Linked DNA regions of Homo sapiens: region 2 is linked to region 1. A link is a contact called in ENCODE Hi-C or POLR2A ChIA-PET data. All regions are on one chromosome and are shown on one strand. The core of a region is the stretch at or near the end of the contact, and the rest is flanking DNA. Distances in the headings are between cores, read along the strand shown.

Region 1 (4,667 bases), core at 95-2,594:
AAGTACTAAAAGTCTCTGATAAGCAGAAATAATGGCGTAAGCTGTCTCTCTCTCTCCTCTCTCTGCCTCGGCTGCCAGGCAGGGAAGGGCCCCCTGTCTGGTAGACATGTGACCCACATGACCTTACCTATCATTGGAGATGGCTCACACTCCTTACCCTGTCCCTTTGTCTTGTATCCAATAAATATCAGTGCAGCCTGGCATTCGGGGCCACTACCAGTCTCCGTGTCTTGGTGGTAGTGGTCCCCCAGGCCCAGCTGTCTTTTCTTTTATCTCTTTGTCTTGTGTCTTTATTTCTACACTCTCTCGTCTCCACACACGGGGAGAAAACCCACTGACCCTGTGGGGCTGGACCCTACAGTCCACCTGTCTGATTTACACAATAATTTATTCTAAGAAAATCTAGTCTAGTTTTAAATTAGTAAAAAAACTCTGTCTAGTTACGTGTAAAACGAAGTGAATGAGTTCAGATGCAGGTAACCAAGTTTTGCCTGCAGGAATGTGCAGCGGGTGCAGGCAGGGACATCTCTTGATGTGGTTCTGCTCCCCTATTGTGGGTGACTTAACATTCTCTCCACCCACCTGGTAGGCGTGGCCATGTCCTACTAAGTCCTTCTCCGCACCATCCCCACATGCCAGCAGAGGGTGCTGTTGGGCAGGAAAGGTGGGACAGCACCCTCGTGAGCTGCTGTTCCATTTTTCCTTCTGTATTTAGGATTGACATGTGTCCAAAGGATATGGTGTGTGAAGATAATGGGGACATTTTGGAATGCCATTTGGAAGAAATGGAAATGCAGAGCCAGGAAGGCGCTCAGAGAGGCCTGAGAGATTTCTAGCAAAAACCTGGTAAACTTTGAGGTGAAGGCTGTCAGAAACAGCTGCGAGGAGCATCCAGCCTAGGGCTCAGCAGGTGTGACTTAAAGGATCGCAGGTGACAGCCCTCAGTGGACTTCTGTCCTCACCATGTTTCCCACTGGCACAGGTGGGGCGGCCACGCCTGTGCCCGCGGCGCCTGTGCTGAGTCCCGACGCTGTGCGCCCCACTCCCGAGGCTGTGGTTGGGGGGTCGCGGTCGAGCTCTAGGGCCCCCGGCCGCAGAGCCCAGGCGCGGGGAGGGCGGCGGCTCCCAGCTCCCGGTCCCCGGCTCCGCGCCGCAGGCGTGAACGCCCAACGGAGGGCGCCGGCGCCCGGGAGAGGCGCCGCCTTGGTTGCAGGGGCCGGGGCGCGGCGGCCCGGGCTTTGAGAGACGGGCCGCTCTTCCCGGCGCGGTGCCTTCCAGGGAGGCTGCGCCTGCAGCACCGCAGCCAGAGCCGAGACTCCGCGCCTTTCAAGGAGGAGGCCCCGTGCAGGCGCCCAGGCGCAGAGGAGGCGCGGGGGGCGGGACCTGCCGGCCAGTCCCTTACCCGGGGACAGACGGGGAAGGCGGGAGCGCTCGCAGTTCCCTCCTGGAGGGACCACACCGCCGGGAGCCCGAGCAGCCTGCGGTGGCTCGGCTCGGGCCGGCGGAGATCTGGGAGCATTTTCTGGAAGCCTCCACAGACTTCAGGCGGACCGGAAGGACCTGGCGGGAGGCGTAGTAGGCGGGGTGAGGGGATCTCGGTGGCAGCGGGGACAGCGCGGCCCCGAGAACTGAGAACTGAGAGGGAGACGCTCTCGGGCCTCTCAGACCAGCATTGAGGAGCTGAGCCCTGCGGGCCAGGGGCGCAGAGAGGGTCCCGGGCCGTGAGGGGAGGGTCCCGGGTGAGGGGAGGGTCCCGGGCCTTGAGGGGAGGGGAGGATCCTAGGCCGTGAGGGGAGGGTCCCTGGCTGTGGGGGGAGCGTCTTGGCTGAGGGAAGGGTTCCGGACCATGAGGGAAGGGTCCCGGGCCGTGAGGGGAGGGGAAGATCCTAGGCCGTGAAGGGAGGGTCCTGGACTATGAAGGGAGGCTCCTGGGCTGTGAGGGGAGAGTCCCGGGCCGTGAGAGGAGGGTCCTGGGCTGTGAGGGGAGGGTCCCGGGCCATGAAGGGAGGGTCCCGGGTGAAGAGCAAGCTCATGACCCTCATTTACTGGGAATCCATTGCTCTGGCCCCGTCATGAGTGGGGTTCGCAGACTGGGCCAATCCCTACAGCGTATGTGTGCTCTGGTGTCTCGGGGCAGCACAGACGTTGTTACTGCTCCATCTGGCCTGGGTGAACACCTGGGTCTCTCTGTGGAGTTGGGGGATGCCGCCTGCTCAAGGGTCGCGTTCCTAGTATGCGTTCCAGGAATGCTATGCACCACCAGTGCTAAGCCGCAGAAGAGCTGTCAATCTGTCAGTCCTGTCCCGCTAAACCTGAACTTTTTTTTTTTTTTTTTTTTGAGACGGAGTCTCGCTCTGTCGCCCAGGCTGGAGTGCAGTGGCGCAACCTCGGCTCACGGCTAATTTTTTGTATTTTTAGTAGAGATGGGGTTTCACTGTGTTAGCCAGGATGGTCTCGATCTCCTGACCTCGTGATCCGCCCGCCTCGGCCTCCCAAAGTGCTGGGATTACAGGCGTGAGCCACCGCGCCCGGCCAAACCTGAACTTCTGAAAGAGCCAGCCTCTTAGGGAAGGCCCTCCACCCTACTTGCCTGGGCTTTCTCTGCAAGCTCTGTGCAGAAGGGAGCAAGGTCTGCCTGATGCCACCACCGTGGGCCCAGTGTTCATGGTGTCCTAATGGAAGCTTTGAAATCACTTTGTGTTAGTCCTGGCTCTTAAGAAAATCGATGCAATGCCAATTAGGCACCACTATTTTTTTTTTTTTTTTGTATAAAACATTTGAGGAAGATGGTGCAGGGTGGGCCCTGAAGGGAGTGGGGTCCTGCCTGGAGCTGCTGTTTAGGCTCAGTCTTGGTGCTCTATATACATATCTACCATTGCAGTGTCATACAGAATGTTCCATTGCCTTTTTGATTTTAAAAAGTGTTTATCACACAGGGGAGTTTTAGGGCAGTGCAACTATTCTGCATGATCCATGACATTATGCACTTCTCAAGACCTAAAACTGCATAACAGGAAGCATGAACCCTCAAGTAAACGATATGCTTTAGTTAGTAATGATGTATCAAATTGTAATGTATGGGCCACCAATGCAAGAAGTTATAATAACTGTGGAAGGAAGTGGGGCAGAGGGGGAGTATACGAGGACTCCCTGTACTTTCTGCCCAATTTTTCTGTAAAACCCAAAACTGCTCTAAAATATAAAGTCTATTAATGTTTTTTAAAGTGCTTATTATATAAAGAAATGATTTTGATTCACTATCTTTGGGATCTTTTTTTATGAGATTTGTTTAAAGTAGTCACTGCTTTGCAGTGATGGCACCATTCTTCTGGGATGCCTTTTTGACCTTGAGCAGCAGTTCCTGCCCTGCTGAGCAGGAAGACACAGTGAGTGGGAGACAAGCCTGGATGCTCACATGGCCTCATGCCCTGGTCTGCGAAATGGGATGGCATCTTGCATCATGGCGGTTCTGTCTAGTGGGAGAATGATAAAGTGTGCCTGGCACAGTCTGTACCTTCAGTAAGTGTGGTTGTCAAAAGCAATAATTGGGTTGGCACTGACATTCATCATAGATGTACAAAAGTAACATGTAGATGGTGAATTGATGAGGAGGGGCCCATGGAGAGATGGGTTTGTGCCGTGTACTTTATTCTTCTAATTTTCTTATTCTCTTTGGGACTGTCCCTGTGGCTTCCATGTGGCTTCAGACAGGTGAGGAGCTGCTGCGTGTTCAGACCGGAAACCTGAGCTCATCAGCACGCCAGCCCGGGCTCTTCTGGGGTATCATGTTTTGAGAATATTTGTCTTTGAAATTTTAAACTCTCTTCCATTTGTATTTGTTGAAATTCTAGAGCTTTTGATAACTCATGCTAAAATTTTTAAATCACTTTTCACTTTATCATCTTTTTATTTGAAATGTCAAAATTTATGTAGGAAGCATCATTTTGCCACCCTGCCAAAGTATTCTGACTAAAACTATCCAAGATCCTCCAAGAAATACATATGACTAAAGATAATGTTTCTCCCTTTCTGATAAAAAAAAAAAAACTATAGTAACTTTAATCCCTAAATAAATAAAACACATGTGGTTGTGACCCACATGAGATAATCAGTAGCTAGATACCTTGTGGTAAACGTATTGCTTTGTTTAATTTTTAAAACCTATATTGAAGTACATGCCTTACTATAGGAAATTAAACATTGTACAAATGGGCTGGAAGTGGGAACTACAAAGACAAGTCAGGGTTGTATTCCAGAGGGCTCAGAGGGACTTAGAGTTCTGTGTCTGCTGATCCAGCCCCCTTGAGATTTTGCTGTGATGAAAATGGGTGTCACAGATGAGGTTTCCTCAAGGTCATTGTTTTCCTCTTAGGTGGTGAAACTGACACCTAACACTCCTTGTTGTCTTAGGACTTCCTTTTGAATGAATTCAGATACAGAACCTGAATAAAGGGTGTATTTAGGACTCGTAGTCAGAAGAGGCACTGTGAGGATGCGTATCCCGTGGCTTTACTTTAGAAACTAACCCACAAAAGACTTCATCCCAGGAAGGTGGAACAGACATACTTTTTCTTGCTCTTCCCAAGAGTAAAACAAAGAACCCTGGACTCAATGTAGGAAGCACACACAGGACAACTCTGAGGGGGGGAGGAGGAGGCAGAATAGTC
Region 2 (4,448 bases), core at 302-2,801, 47 kb after region 1:
GGGGATGGAGCTACCACGCCCGAGTCCTCCCTGAGCAGGACATGGAGCTACCACGCCCGAGTCCTCCCTGAGCAGGACATGGAGCCACCACGCCCGAGTCCTCCCTGAGCAGGGGATGGAGCTACCACACCGGAGTCCTCCCTGAGCAGGGGATGGAGCTACCACACTGGAGTCCTCCCTGAGCAGGACATGGAGCTACCACGCCCGAGTCCTCCCTGAGCAGGACATGGAGCTACCACGCCCGAGTCCTCCCTGAGCAGGGGATGGAACTACCACACCCGAGTCCTCCCTGAGCAGGACATGGAGCTACCACACCCGAGTCCTCCCTGAGCAGGGGATGGAGCTACCACGCCTGAGTCCTTCCTGAGCTCTTAGACTCCATGCGAGTTCAGTGATGCTTTCTTTTCTAATTTGCCAATCTCTTAAACCAGCAGTCCCCAATCTTTCTGGCACCGGGGACCAGTTTCATGGAAGATAACTTTTCCACAGATCAGGGGTAGGGATGGTTTCAGGGTGAAACGGTTCACCTCAGATCATCAGGCATTAGATTCTCATAAGGAGCTCACAGCCTAGATCCCTCGCATGCACAGTTCACCATAGGTTCGCTCCTAGGAGAATCAAACGCCACTGCTGATCTGACAGGAGGCGGAGCTCAGGCAGTCCTCACTCACCCGCCACTCACCTCCTGCTTACCCCCTGTTCACTCACCTGCCGCTCACTTCCTGCTGTGCAGCCCGACCAGTACCGGTCTGTGGCTCGGGGCTTGCAGACCCCTGTGTTAAACCATTCAGATCTGTGGGAACCTTGTCTATCCTGAAAGTGCAGGAACTACCACACCCTTCGTCACTTTCTTATGTTTAAAGACCCCTGGAACTTACAGAATGTGGTGGCTACACCAGGTCCAGCCCTGTCGTGGGATATTTGTTCCAAACCCTGCAGTGTCAGGTAAGTTCGGGGACAGGAGACCACTTTGTCTTCACCCCAGAGAAGCCTGTTTTTCAAGGACAAAGTAAAGAGTGTGCTAAGCAAACCCAGTGCAAGTGCTTATCCCACATACGGTGCCTTGAGAAGTGTGACATAATAAACCACCCGGTGGCCGAGGCGGGGAGCAGTGGCTGGCAGAGACCCTCGCACAGTTTCCTTCAGAATCACATGGAGGGGTCTGCTCTTGCAAGGAGACCTTTGCTTTCCATGATTGCCAAGAGCAGTTCAGAGGACTTTCCACGACTTCTATGTACAGGCACGAATTTTCAGAAAACCAAACTGCTTTCTGTGTGGAGCTAAGAACAAATGAATTAGCAGAAGATGACAAAGGTCCCAGGGGTGCTTTTCTTCATCCCGTCCTTCTTCACTTACTTGGGAAGTGTGTGCCCAGCGTCTGCTCTGTGCCAGGCCAGGCCAGGCCCAATGCTGCAGGGAAAGCAAAGAATCAGTCCCTGTTCCCTAAACAACGGGCAGGGATGACCTGGGGTAAGGAGAACTGGCGTGCTTATCAGCTTTGAGGAGAGCGCAGCTGGCTGAATGCGCTCCTGAAAACCCGCTGCCTCCTCCCCTGAGCCACCACCCTGCAGCCATGTGACAGTAAACTAGGTGTTTGCTGGTACATTGTTGCCACAGAGACAAAAACAAAGAAAGCCTGCTCGGCCTCCGCCACCTGGCTCTGCACCTGGGGCTCTGTACCTGGGTCCAGCTGCTCTGTGGGGCCTGCAGGAGGGGACGGGACAGGAGCTCTCCTTCCAGGAAGCAGTCTCAGCTGAACTTGAGTGTGGCCACAGCACTGCCCTCACTGAGGCTTTCTGCGAAATCCGGCCGCCTGCCACCTGCTTCTGTTAACTTTGTACACGTTGTGTGGGACCTGATTCGCTGTGTTTTGGGGGGCATCTCCCGGGACCTGATTTGCTGTGTTTTGGGGGGCGTCTCCCAGGACCTGATTTGCTGTGTTTTGGGGGGCATCTCCCAGGACCTGATTCGCTGTGTTTTGGGGGGCATCTCCCAGGACCTGATTCGCTGTGTTTTGGGGGGTGTCTCTGAGGACCTGATTCACTGTGTTTTGGGGGGTGTCTCTCAGGATACGAACACCTTTCAGACACATTATCCAGTTACAGTACTCATTCCACAAGGAAATAATAGCAGATTTTTAAAGTGTGACTTCATTAGAACATTGGAAATTTTATTAGAAGTTGCTAAGTATTTCAAAAATCTATCAGAAGTTTGCAAATGATTTTATAAAGACAGACCCTCAAGATGACAGCTCAGGATGCAACTGAAATTTGCTTTTTTGAGTGTATTTGGCGTTTGCTGTTTGTGACCCTGATTTTCATGCTCTGCAGCAGTCTGTGCTCCCTGGCCGGGAAAGGGGGTCATTTGCTCAGAGCCAGGAGCCCTTCCCTGCGGGTTAAGTTACCGGAAGTCATGTCTGGCAGGGCAGGATTTGGCTGGTTCTGGTCTCAACCACAGCCGACTCCACAGGGCTTGGCCTATGTGGGATTCAGCCCACGAAAACAATTTCTTGTTAAAAGCACCTGTCTTACCCTCCCTAGTGATCTCACTGTATTTAAAATATTTATTTAAACAAGGCAAGTATTCCCTTTTTATTACAGGTTGAGTGCCCCAATTAGAAAATCCAAAATGCTCCAAAACCTGAAACTTTTGAGCTCTGACATGACATCACAGGTGGAAAATCCACACCTGACCCGACAGTCACAGTCAAAACTTATTTCATGCACAAAATTAAAACAGTGTATAAAATTACCTTCAAGCTACGTGTATGAGGTGTGCGTGAAACATAAATGAATTTTGTGTTTAGACTCGGGTCACGTCCCAAATGTCTCATTATGTATATGCACATAGTCCAAACTCTGAAAAAAATCCAAAATCCGAAACATTTCTGGCCTTAAGCATTTTGGATATGGGATACCCAGCCTGTAGGAGATACTTGGCCATGTTTAGTGGGAGCCAATGGATGTATACCTAAGAATCTGCCTAAACCTCGACCGTGCTTCCTGATGTCATGAGGCCCAGTCGGAATGTGCCCGACTTCCCCATCTCAGTGAGGGCAGTGGAAGGGGAAGCCGTGCTCCTGTGGGGAGAGCCACCACCCACCCAGGTGCTCCAGACGTTCCCGCCGTGCGTCTGTGGTGGCCACGTCTCATCCTCAGTGGCTGCACGTCTGTTCCTTGGGAGTGGATTAGGGAAATAAGCGTGGCCTGTAGGAAGCTGAGTTTGAAGCAGTGAGCTGGGCCCACTGAATAATGATGTGGAAGCTTCTCAGCCCAGTCTCGTTTTTGTGAAATGGACACTGAATATTCTAGCTGGGGAAAGGTGGAACTTGGCACTTACGTAACTTACCCTTCTCCCCTTGGTGTTTCGTAGCCAATCATTTTTATTGCATTAGGTCTCCTATACTGTAAATCTACAGAACATCGGGAACACTGAAAAGTTCACCTCAGTTCTGGCTTTAAAAGCACTGACTTTCACATTATATTTGAGCTAGGACAAAAGAAAACATTTCTCTGCAATGTGTGTTCATCTCGTAAGGGTGTCTACACTGAGGTCAGACCCTGGTGCAAACCCCAAAATACTTACAGTGGCAGCCCCGGCTCAGTCTCTGCCAAACGTGCGCGGGCATCAGGCAGGAGTCCATGGGCCATGGGGGTGAGGAGAGAGCGGCTCGCTGCCTTGAGAAGCTCCCGCTTCTGCAGTAAGGTGGCTTTTAAGCCAGAGATTACCACGCGCTGCCGCGGAGGGAGAGGTAGCGCGGGGCATGGGGAGGCCACAGAGAGGCTGTACTGACAGAGGCTGGGGGAGGATCTGGTGATGGAGACACGATGGCACAGCCCCGGTGAAGCCACGTGATGTCTTCGTGTGAACATGGTGGCGGGGGAGCGCCGGGCACACAACATGGTGGGTGTTCCTGGGCAGAGGCTTGGTGGGCAGTAGGGGCCGACCTGAGGGCTCTGGGGTCAACACCGGTCCAGGAATTTGACTGTTAGCCACAGAGACCGCCAGGAGGGCTTTTAGGAGATATGTGAAATGAGACTCAGCTTTCAGCAAGGAAATCAGGGAGCAGGTGGCAGTCGGGAGGGACTGCATGGAAACAAGTGGCTTAGGACCACCCTAGTCGTTCAGGCGTGGGATGAGGCTCCAGGATCGCAGCCACAGAAGTGGCAGTGGGAGGGGAGGGGGAGGGTGCCTGGAGAGAGGTTTCAGGGCAGGAGGGACGGGGCTTAGGGATGTTTCTTGGAGAGAGGGAGCGAGAAGTCATCGTCAATGGCCCCACGATGTCAGGCTTGGAATTTGGGGTGGACGGTGGTGCCATCAGTCAAGAGAGACTTCAGAGGGAGAGGTTAGGTGATCCCATCCCATTTTAGCACCAGAAGTGGCTGTGTGAGCTGGGAATGGGGTCCTGGGTGAAGATGACACCACAGATACCTTGGAGATCTGCCTCC

The links. A loop is a pair of places that touch in the nucleus more often than their neighbours do. ChIA-PET counts read pairs that join two places held with the same protein, here RNA polymerase II (POLR2A). Pooled maps may share reads with other maps.
Region 2: a loop to region 1 is called in a map of heart left ventricle, with 2.4 times the contacts of the local background. The contact joins two enhancer-like sites. A Hi-C loop is called at or near these places in 19 of 168 maps with a recorded cell type or tissue (Caco-2, HepG2, K562 and 9 more), 1 of 37 single-sample maps with no recorded cell type and 17 of 50 pooled maps. POLR2A ChIA-PET finds 5 or more read pairs at or near these places in 6 of 52 experiments (HepG2, SK-N-SH, WTC11 and 2 more).

Annotation. Positions count from the first base shown.
Region 1 is chr13:112,942,252-112,946,918 of GRCh38, forward strand. It overlaps a transcript of MCF2L not described here. Among named protein-coding and RNA genes, the nearest start is that of MCF2L-AS1, 24 kb to the right of the region's middle. RefSeq lists a silencer at 1,261-1,440. Within about 2 kb of position 1,345, at least 16 of the 41 ENCODE cell types and tissues checked have a DNase peak (open chromatin) inside an H3K27ac peak, as active enhancers do.
Region 2 is chr13:112,989,385-112,993,832 of GRCh38, forward strand. The region is part of intron 1 of MCF2L (MCF.2 cell line derived transforming sequence like); the gene reads left to right. Among named protein-coding and RNA genes, the nearest start is that of MCF2L, 22 kb to the left of the region's middle. Within about 2 kb of position 1,552, at least 5 of the 41 ENCODE cell types and tissues checked have a DNase peak (open chromatin) inside an H3K27ac peak, as active enhancers do.